Linked DNA regions of Homo sapiens: region 2 is linked to region 1. A link is an interaction called in ENCODE POLR2A ChIA-PET data of the cell type or tissue named here. Cell type or tissue: PC-9. All regions are shown on one strand. Links, peaks and the distances in the headings refer to the core of each region. The heading gives the core; the rest is flanking DNA.

The links. Peaks named below come from ENCODE experiments on the same cell type or tissue, not always from the same donor. Only the 100,000 strongest peaks of a DNase experiment are listed, where the experiment ranks them.
Region 2: POLR2A ChIA-PET joins it to region 1 with 7 read pairs; 2 of 35 experiments call an interaction of 5 or more read pairs at or near these places.

Annotation. Positions count from the first base shown.
Region 1 is chr2:38,713,633-38,719,458 of GRCh38, reverse strand. All of the region lies in intron 4 of GALM (galactose mutarotase), which reads right to left. All of the region lies in intron 1 of LOC124905993 (a long non-coding RNA gene), which reads left to right. Among named protein-coding and RNA genes, the nearest start is that of SRSF7, 35 kb to the left of the region's middle. In PC-9, for the core only: no CTCF peak of the experiment used is centred there; a DNase peak (open chromatin) is centred at 3,048; H3K27ac peaks cover 2,160 bases.
Region 2 is chr2:37,905,703-37,911,528 of GRCh38, reverse strand. No RefSeq gene overlaps it. Among named protein-coding and RNA genes, the nearest start is that of RMDN2, 17 kb to the left of the region's middle. In PC-9, for the core only: no CTCF peak of the experiment used is centred there; no DNase peak of the experiment used is centred there.

The DNA.
Region 1 (5,826 bases), core at 357-5,356:
CTCATTTTGTTGCCTAGGCTGCAGTGCAGTGGCGTGATCTCGGCCCACTGCAACCTCCACCTCCCAGGTTCAAGCAATTATTTGCCTCAGCCTCCCGAGTAGCTGGGATTACAGGCACCTGCCACCACGCCTGGCTAATTTTTGTATTTTTAGTAGAGACAGGGTTTCACCATCTTGGCCAAGCTGGTCTTGAACTCCTGACCTCGTGATCCACCCACCTCGGGTTCCCAAAGTGTTGAGATTACAGGCATGAGCCACCGCGCCCAGCCAGGATCCTAATCTTGGAGGGTAAATTGGGATTGGCTAACTGACGAGGTGCAGGAGAGAACATGCACAGGACTGGCTCCAGCCACCAGTGAAAGTGCAGCTGTAGCACAGGCAAGACACATTTATGCCACACACATTCTACAGGCTCCTAGCGCTAACTTAATTTTGAGGGGGAAGACTGAAGAAATGGGGTAGAAAGTGAACTGGGTCTATGAACTTCTGACCAAGCACTGATTACAGGAAAATAGCTTTTTTTGTAATATTTGGCCATGAACACTCTCTCACCCGGATGAATTTTAATTAAAAGCTTTTAATTTCTCATGATCTGAAGTCATTTTTTCCCCTGCCTGGTGGCCCTCATGCCTGACTCTCTGAGAAGAGGAACAGACGGTAATGATGCTGTAAGAGTCGTTGACTCTTGACGTTCATTCATTTTTAGACTCTTCCTTCCCAACAGATCCTCTTTCTAGCCCATCTTCACACAACCCAGTAGACAGTGCAGGAATAAAACCACAGTCCTGCTACACTCCTCAGCACAGGTCCATCCTGTTTATAATAACAATTAAAAATTATTTTAAGGGAGAAAAGAAAAAAGAAAGGAAATCTGACATAGACTTCCTAGAAAAATTTGGGAAATGAGTAGGAAAGAAATTTTCTCCAATAATTTTTTCTCCCCTAAAAAAGAAATACTTGGGCCGGGAGCAGTGGCTCACGCTTGTAATTCCAGCACTTTGGGAGGCTGAAGTGGGCAGATCACCTGAGGTCAGGAGTTCGAGACCAGGCTGGCTAACATAGCGAAACCCCGTCTCTACTGAAAATACAAAAATTAGCTGGGCGAGGTGGTGGCACTTGTAATCCCAGCTACTTGGGAGGCTGAGGCAGGAGAATCACTTGAACCTGGGAAGCAGAGGTTGCAGTGGGCCGAGATTGCGCCACTGCCCTCCAGCCTGGGCGAGAGAGGGAGATTCCATCTCAAAAAGAAAAAAAAAAAAAAAGAAAAGAAAAAAAGAAATACTTGTACAAATATTAAGCATGTTATTTGGAAACTGTCTTCTGGCTGGGGGCAGTGGCTCACACCTGTAATCTCAGCACTCTGGGAGGCCGAGATGGGAGGATCTCTTGAGCCCAGGAGTTCGAGACCAGCCTGGGCAACATAGCAGGATCCCCGTCTCTGCAAAAAACAGAAAATATTAGCCAAGCATGGTGGTGCGTGCCTGTAGTCCTAACTACTTGGGAGGCTGAGGTGGGAAGATCGTTTAAGCCCAGGAGGTTAAGGCTGCAGTGAGCTGTGATTGTGCCACTGCACTCCAGCCTGGGCTACTGAGCGAGACTGTCTCAAAAAAAAAGAAAATGGTTTTATATAATTTGTTCCGTATTTTGCTTTACAAATCTATGCAAGCTGTCTTAGGGCTCACATGGACTTACTCACTGATCTTGGGTATTTCTATGCCTCTGTAAGATTCAATTTCCCCATTTATAAAATGGAGCTAAGGCCAGGGATGGTGGCTTCCACCTATAATTCCAGCACTTTGGGAGGCTGAGGCAGCGGGGATCACTTGAGGCCGGGAGTTCGAGACCAGCCTGGCCAACACGGCAAAACCCTGTTTCTGCTAAAAATACAAAAAATTAGCCAGGCATGGTGGTGTGCACCTGTAACCCAGCTACTTGGGAGGCTCAAGCAAGAGAATTGCTTGAATCCAGGAGGCGGAGGTTGCAGTGAGCCGAGATGGTGCCACTGCACTCCAGCCTGGGCGATAGAGTGAGACTCTGTCTCAAAAAGAAAAATGGAACTAATATTAGCACTTACCTGGCACATAGTGTGTGTACTCTCTCACTCTCTTTTATACACACACACACACACACACACACACACACACACACACACTCCCTTAATACAGAGACCAGGTATTAATCACAGCATAAACTTTTTTTTTTTTTCTTGAGATGGAGTTTCGCTCTTGTTGCCCAGGCTGGGGTGCAATGGCGTGATCTTGGCTCACTGCAACCTCGGCCTCCCAGGTTCAAACGATTCTCCTGCCTCGGCCTACCGAGTAGCTGGGACTACAGGCATGTGCTCCCACGCCTAGCTAATTTTGTATTTTTAGTAGAGACGAGGTTTTGCCATGTTGGTCAGGCTGGTCTTGAACTCCTGACCTCAGGTGATCCGCCTGCCTCGGCCTCCCAAAGTGCTGGGATTACAGGCATGAGCCACTGTGCCCGGCCCCATAGCGTAAATCTTTCATGCAAAAAGGAAGGTGCATTTCTGCCTCCAGAGCACACTGTCATTTTCATTAGAGTACTTAAGGTTTCTGTTTTTTGTTTGTTTGTTTGTTTTTTAGAGTCAGGGTCTCTTATGTTGCCTAGGCTGCAGTGCAGTGGCTATTCACAGGTGCAATCACAGCTCACTGCAGCCTCAAACTCCTGGGCTCAAGCCATCCTCCCACCTCAGCCTCTTGAGTAGCTGGGACTACAAGCACACACCACTGTGCCTGGCTTATTCTGTTTTCTGAAGCTTCCTCTTCTAGTGATTTTTAAATTGAGAACAATGGTTTTTAAATGATTTTTTTGAGTCATGAACTCCTTTGAGAATATTATAAAAGTTATGAGATCTCTCTCCAGTAAAATGCACACACACATACAGAATGTTCCCAGAGCCTCTGAAGCCCCGCCATGCATCCCTGGCTAAGAATCCTTGGTCTATAGAATATGTTCTACTTATAGTGCCATTCATCACAAAACAAGTTGCACCGTCATGACCTGATGTTGAAATGCACATTTGGAATCTCACAGTCACATAACCTCAAGTGTTTGCTCAAGCAACACAGATTCCTCCCATAGCAATGTGGCAAAAACTTTGTGTAGTACACCAGGGCCTCCTTCTGGACTGTTTATGATTCCTCCATACTCTTGAACACGTACACAACAATCTGACACGCGAAAGGCGCAGAAGCTGGTCTTAATCTGAGCAAATCAACAGCTTTCAGAAGCTGCAGGGAAATGAAGCATCAGAGAAAGTGAAAATTGTCCCTAATGATAGCTCAGAAAATAGGGCTGATTAGGCAAACTGCATATCCCTGGGTTTCAGTGGATCCCAGAAGTCATGGATTACCAATCACTGTTACCACCCTCCTAGGAGCATCCTGCTCACCTGTTTGGCAGTTAAACTCAATAGAACAGATTTTAGAGTCAGGCAGGCCTGGATTTAAAGGCTGGCTTTCTTTGCTGTATAAATTTGTGGAGGCTGCTTAGCTTCTCTGAAGCTTGGTTACCTCATCTGTAAAATGGGGATAACGAGACTCTACCTCATAGCATTATTGCGAACACTAAATGAAATAAGGCATGTAAAGTGCCCAGCACCCTACTCAGCAAGTGGTAAGTACTCAGTAATATGGCTGTTACTATGGACAGTAGCAGAGGGAAATAACAGCGTAACTCTGGAGTTAGGAAAACTCGATTGCAGGCCGGACACGGTGGCTCACGCCTATAATCCCAGCACTTTGGGAGGCCAAGGTGGGCAGATCACTTGAACCCAGGAGTTCAAGACCAGCCAGGACAACAAAACCCTGTCTCTACAAAAAATACAAAAATTAGCCAGGTGTGGTGGTGCATACCTGTGGTCCCAGCTACTCAGGAGGTTGAGGTGGGAGGATCACTTGAGCCCAGGAGGATGAAGCTAAAGTGAGCTGTGATTGCACCACTGCACTTCAGCCTGGGCAACACAGCAAGGCCCTGTCTCCAAAACAAAAAATAAACAACAAAAACGCCTTGATTCTAGATTTTGACTTCACCAATTACTTACCAGTTTAACTTTGTGCAGGTTACTGAACTCTCCCATTTTTAGCTTCCTCAACTGAAGCACTGAAATATACAGACTTGCTTAAAGAATTTTAAAAGCAAGACCCAAGTATATGCTGCCTTCAAAAACTCACTTCACCTATAAAGACACATAGACTGAAAGTGAAGGGATGAAAAAAGATATTCCACAGAAATGGAAACCAAAAGTGAGCAGGAGTAGCTATTGCTTGCATCACACAGCATAGACTTTAAAACAAAAAATGTTTAAAGCGACAAAAAAGTTCATTACATAATGATAAAAAGGATCAAGTCAGCAAAAGGCTATGACAATTGTAAATATGTATTCACCCAACCCTGAAGAACTCAGATATATAAAGCAAATATTATTAGAGCTAAAGGAAAAAAATCCAACTATAGGCCCCAGTACAATCATAGTTGAGAACCCCTTTCTCAGCATTGGACAGATTATTTAGACAGAAAATCAACAAAGAAACATCACAGGTAAACTATACTATAGACCAAATGAACCTACAACATTGATCTTACTCTTTTATTTCCAATGCTAGTTGACTATCCATTGAAAACTAGTCTATGACTTTAAAGCAAACATACTAGGTTTTCTTACTGGTTGTTACATGCTTCTCAGAATTATCTGTATTGGAGTGGTTCACAAATTGGAAATCAAATATTGAGGGGATTTGTTAGTTTGTTTCAGTTTTGCTGTTTTTCTTCTTTTTGTTTGTTTAACACAGAAAGTGGTTACTATTTTCTCCAGTGGCTAAAAGGAAGGACTAGAAAGCAGATAATTATTATATTGCCTTTTTCTCTACACTTGGCTCTGCTTGAGAGCCAAGTGGGTTACACCCTGTTTCAAAGTGTAGTTCAGCCGGGCGCAGTGGCTCACCTGTAATCCCAGTACTTTTGCAGGCTGAGGTGGGCGGATCACTTGAGGTCAGGAGTTCAAGACCAGCCTGACCAACATGGTGAAACCCTGTCTCTACTAAAAATACAAAAATTAGCCGAGTGTGGTGGTGCACGCCTGTAGTCCCAGCTAATCGGGAGGCTGAAGCAGGAAAATTGCTTGAGCCTGGGAGGCAGAGGTTGCAGTGAGCCGAGATCACACCACTGCACTCCCGCCTGGGCAACAGAGCAAGACTCCATCTCAAAAAACAACAACCCCCCCGCAAAAAAAACCCCAAAGTAGTTAAATGAGCTAATAATGCATGTACTATATGTGTTTAGACATGTCTGGTACATATTAGACACTCAGTAAATAGTGGCAATAAAGATGATGATGGTACTAATAATAGTTAATACTTACAAAGCTCTTACTAAATGCCAGGAACTGTTCTAAGCACTTTATATGTATTTTTTTTTTATTTAGTTGTCACAACCAATAAGGTAAGTCCAATTATTATCATTGGATGAGGCCTATAGAACTCAAATAAATTGTCCTAGATCACACAGCTGGTAAATTTTTTTTTTTTTTTTTGAAGCAGGGTCTTGCTCTGTTGCCCAGGCTAGAGTGCTGTGGCACGATCACAGCTCATCACAACCTCGACCTCCTGGAACCAAGTGATCCTCCTGCCTCAGCCTCCTCAGTAGCTGGGACTACAGGTGTGTGCCACCATGCCCACCTAATTTTTTAATTTTTTTGTAGGGATGGGGTATCTCTATGTTGCTCAGACTGGTCTCAAACTCATGAGCTCAAGCAATCCTTCTGTCTTGGCCTCCCAAAGTGCTGGGATTACAAATGTGAGCCAG
Region 2 (5,826 bases), core at 589-5,588, 810 kb after region 1:
GATGAGAAAACTGAGGTGGTTAGAGGCTATGCAGTTGCCCAAGGTCACTTGGCCAGGAAGTGCTAGAGCTGGAATTTGCCCTGTCTAGCCCCAGAGTCCCTGCTTGTATCCACTGTACCATGGAGCCTCATTACAGTAATAGAAAATGTGCTGGGTCTACATGAAAAAGTTAAAGCCGTATTGAGAAACATAAAGGAAGGCTGAAATGAATGAAAAGCCATACTATATTCTTGGACACAAAGATTCACTGTTTTAAAGATGCTATGTTTCCTTATATAAATCCACACATTTTCAACCAAAAACATTTCATTTTGGTCCACTTGACAAAATAACTTTAATGTTTAACTGGAAGAAGAAAATGTAACAGTAACCAGGAAAAGTCTGAAAATTAATAATGAAATTGGACTAGCTCTCCCAAGTACTAAAATTTACTGGAACCAGTGCAAGTATTAAAATTTACTAGAACCAGTGCAAGGATAGTGTAATTAATGGAAAAGACTAGAGCCCAATAATAGACCCAGATGTAGACGTAGACATTAGAAACCGATGGAAAATGAGGAACTACTTAGGAAATAGCAAAATTATAACTGACTAGCCTCATACAAAAAATTTTAGATGGATGCCTACTCTGCTACACCAACAGATTTAGCCATAAAATATTAAGCCATACAATTAGACAAAAATTTTTTAAAGCTTTAATCAAAAGCAGGAAGATTTTTCTAATAATGGCATGAAACACATTAGCTATAAAGAAAAATGTGATGGCTGGGTGCGCTGGCTGACGCCTGTAATCCCAACACTTTGGGAGGCCCAGGCGGGTGGATCACCTGAGATCGGGAGTTCAAGACCAGCCTGACCAACATGGAGAAACCCTGTCTCCACTAAAAATACAAAATTAGCCAGGCATGATGGTGCATGCCTGTAATCCCAGCTACTCAGGAGGCTAAGGCAGGAGAATCGCTCGAACCCAGGAGGCAGAGGTTGCGGTGAGCCAAGACTGCACCATTACACTCCAGCCTGGGCGACAGAGCAAGACTCTGTCTCAAAAAAAAGAAAAAGGTGACACATATGACTAAAAAAATATAAAAGCAGAAAATAACAGGAACAAAGTGAAAAATGTTTCTAAAACATACTAGACGAAGTATTTCTCACATTTTCACACTTTGCGATATTTATTATAATTTGTGAGATTGATAAAGGACATGTGGCTCATTGTAAAAATAAACACAATTATTAAGAAGATAAAAATTGCTACCAAAAAGTAAAAATAATTAATATTTGGGTACCCAGCCTTCCAGACATTTCTTTCTGTGCTCACATATGTCATATGAATAAAATGTATAATGTCTACAGGGATAATATTTATAATGTAAATGTCTATATTTTTAATAGCCTCATACAATTTAATCAACCACCTTTTGATTCTTCAACAATATATTGTGACCATTTGTTCTTTTCTTACATATACAAAGATATGGTTCTCAGAGAGCAGTCCCAAGGCCAGCAGCATGAGAAAGTGTGGGTAGCCTGGGCAACATGACAAAACCCCATCTCTACAAAAAGTACAAAAATCAGCCAACTGTAATGGCAAGTGCTTGTGGTCTCAGCTACTGAGGAGGCTGAGGTGGGCAGATGGATTAAGCCCTGGAGGTTGAGGCTGCAGTGAACTAGGACCACACCACTGCACTTGTGCCACTGCACTCCAGCCTGAGTGACAGAATAGGAGTCTAAAAAAAAAAAAAAAAAAAAAAAAAAGAATAAAAGAAGTTGTGAGAAATGCACCTCCTTAAGGCCCATGGCAGATCTATTGAGTCAAAAATTTCTGAGTTTTCACAAGCACTCCCTGTGATTTTGGTGATGCTCACTTATGGCATCTCTTTTCACCATGTAGTATTTATTTGGTTGTATCGCTTTACCATGATTAATGTAACCAACTCCCATTGTTGATTTTTTTTGCTGTTATAAACAATGCTGCAACAAACATTGTTTTTTTGTAAAGGCTTTCTTCAGATGTAATTTATATGTCATATAATTCACCCATTTAAAGTATACAATCCAATGGTTTTTAGTATATTCAAAGAATTAGGCAGCTATCACTACAATCTAATTTTACAGCATTTTTTAATCACCCCATAAAGAAACCCTATACTCATTAGCAGTCCCTCCTCATTCCTCTCATTCCCAGCACCTAGTAACCACTAAACTATTTTCTGACTCTCATGGATTTGCCTATTCTGGACATAACATATAAATGGAATCATACAATACATGGTCTTTTGTGTCTGGCTTCTTTCACTTAGTGTAGTATTTCAACATTCACCCATGTGGTATGTATCAGTACTTTAATTTTAAAACTCACTTTTAGGCTGGGCATGGTGGCTCACACCAGTAATGCCAGCACTTTGTGAGGCAGGCGGATCACTTGAGATTGGGAATTCAAGACCAGCCTGGCCAACATGGTGAAACCCACCCTGTCTCTACTCAAAATAGAAAAATTGACTGGTCATGGTGGCTCATGCCTGTAGTCCCAGCTACTTGGGAGGATGAGAGCCCAGGAGGTGGAGGTTGCAGTGAGCTGAGATTGAGCCACTGCACTCCAGCCTGGGGGACGGGGCGAGACTCAGTCTGAAAATAATAATAATAATAATAATTTATTTTGTGAGTACATAGTAGGTGTATGTATTTATGGGGAACATGAGATCTTTTGATCCAGGCATGCAATGCATAATAATCACATCATGAAAAATGGGCTATGCATTCCCTCAAGCATTTATCTTTTATGTTACAATAATCCAATTATATTCTTTTAGTTATTTTAAAATGTACAATTAAATTATTATTGACTACAGACACCCTGTTTTGCTAAAAAATGATAGGCTTTATTCATTCATTGTAACTAGTTTTTGGACCCATTAACCATCTCTACCTCCTCCCCACCCCCAACAACCCTTCCCAGCCTTTGGTTATGACCCTTCTGTTCTTGATCTCCATTAGATCAATTTAAAAATTTTTAGATCCCACAAATTAGTGAGAATATGCGATGTTTGTCTTTCTGTGCCTGCCTGGATTATTTCACTTAACATAATGTTGGTATTTCATTTTTTAAATTACCAAATAATATTCCATTGTATGAATATACTACATTTTATTTAGCCATTCAGCAGTTCATGAATATTTGGATTGTTTCCACTTTTTGGTTCTCATGAATAATGTATCTATGAATATTTATTTTTGTGTTGATGAACAAATTTTTCTGTGCATCTATGTTTTCCTTTCCAAGCACTTTTTGTTTTATTATACTTTAAGTTCTAGGGTACATGTGCACAATGTGCAGGTTTGTTACATATGTATACATGTGCCGTGTTGGTGTGTTGCACCCATTAACTCGTCACCAAGCACTCTTTAAAAAAAACAGATTTGAGCTATAAATGACATGCCATAAAATTCAGCCACTTTAAGTGTATGTATTCAATAATTTTTGCTAAATTTACTGAGTTGTGTAACCATCAAGACAATTCCCAGCAAGCATTCTTGTCCATGCATTTTTTCATTCTTGAGAAGATATTTTAAATTAAGTTCCACATTATCACTTTCCCCATCAGAACAATCTAAGCCTCAATATTTGCCCTCCCTGAGACTGGAGGTGGTTGAGACCAGAAAACAGAGATTTTGGAAAGGCCATAAAGTAAAGCAAGGATCTAGCTAATTAATTGGGTAATTTTCTGGATTCCAAAACGTAAAACGCATCACTCCTGTCTTCTGGGACATTCTCCTTTAATTACTTAACACATTGTCATTTGAAATTCAGCTTTGCTTGTCTGGTCTCAGCTGCTCAGCTGTCAGAGGATTAATTATGCTTTTTTGTTGTTGTTCAGTGAACTGTAGAAGGAAAAAGAAAGTATGGCAACTTTAGTGAGAAAAAAACCTAACATGGAGCTGAAATTAGTCATTATCAATGTATTATAGTCCAAACCTTTTTTTTTTTTTTTTTTTTTTTTGAGACTGTCGCCCAAGCTGAGGTGCAGTGGAGTGATCTCGGCTCACTGCAACCTCCACCTCCCAAGTTCAAGTGATTCTCCTGCCTCAGCCTCCCGAGTAGCTGGGACTACAGGCGTGTGCCACCATGCCTGGCTAATTTTTTGTATTTCTAGTAGAGATTGGGTTTCGCTGTATTGGCCAGGATGGTCTTGATCTCCTGACTTTGTGATCCACCCGCCTTGGTCTCCCAAAGTGCTCAGATTACAGGCATGAGCCAACGTGCCCAGCCATCCAAACCTTTTTTAACTGTTAGTGTCACAATGTAGTCAGTGTTGCCATCTCGAAATTGTCAACCCCACTTCCTGCTACCTCCAGAGATGACCAAGGAAATCTTGCCTCCAGGACATTCCAAGCAAATCACACCTGGAATGCTATGAACCCTGGCCCCCAATATCTGTGTGTTCCTGTTTGAGGGCTGGAACAGACTACAGGTAAGCTGCATGGACTCCTTTTGCCCTGAGAAGTACACTGAAAAACTCTCTGACTTTGGTTTCCTCCTGGTCTTCTAAGGATGGTTGCATTTATTTATTTATTTATTGAGACAGAGTTTTGCTCTTCTTGCTCAGGCTGGAGTGCAATGGCGCGATCTCAGCTGACTGCAACTTCCGCCTCCTGGGTACCAGCGATTCTCCTGCCTCAGCTTCCTGAGTGTCTAGGATTACAGGCGTGTGCCACCATGCCCGGCTATTTTTTTTGGATTTTTAGTGGAGATGGGGTTTCACCATGTTGGCCAGGCTGGTCTTGAACTCCTGACCTCAGGTGGTCTGCCCACCTCATCCTCCCAAAGTGCTGGGATTACAGGCGTGATGAGCCACCATGCCTGGCTGGTTGCTTTTATTTATTATTGTCTTTTACAACATTTAATTTTGAATTGTTAAATAAATACAAAGATTGTATACCAAAGAAAGACATCACACATTTGATATTTTGGGACTATTAAAGATCCACCTTATAAAAACACCACCAAATTGTTCCCAGCTTGCCAAGTAAGCTAGATTTGTTTTTAGTTTACTAGTCTCCGTTTCTGCATCCTTCTCCCTACTCCAGTACTCCCAACCCATTGAAAGCCCTCCAGAAAAGATATGACAGATCCTCTCTAGCCATCCTCTCTGGCCGTCCTTTTGCCTTAATCTGCCCCTTGCACTTCCTCCATCACTGCCCTGGCCTTCCATTTGGCACTTGTCTACTTCTCCATTTGCCTCCCCACAATGAGAGAGGCTCTCAAGAATATTCACTATGTCTGTTGTATTCTTAGCTCTTATTTCTGAGTCTGGTGCATGGTATCTACTGAATAATTCACTGTTAAAAAATGAATGAATGATGAAGTAAAAGTAAAATTAGACCATTTCTAGAGGAATTTGCATTTTAATATCTCTGACTGTGGGTTTTTAACTTCAATAAGCCCTAAGCTGTGGTTCTTAAGCCGGTGACTATTTTTCCCTCCATGGGACATTGGCAATTTCTGGAGACATTTTTCGTTGTCACGACAGGAGAGGAGCTGCTAACACCTAGTAGGTAGAGGTCAGGGATGCTGCTGAGTATCTTTCAATGCCCAGGACAGCTCCCCACAGCAAAGAATTATCCAGCCCGAAATGTATATATTGCCAAGTTTGAGAAACTATGTCCTAGAAAAATTTTACGGACAGGAGGGGTATCATAACCCCTGAAATCATATCATTAAGGGATTTATTTTTAAGTAGTCCTTATGTCTGCAGACAGATATTACTGAACACTGTTCATGGAAATGCCTCCCTGATTTCTTTGCGAAGATTTTGTATAAATGTATTC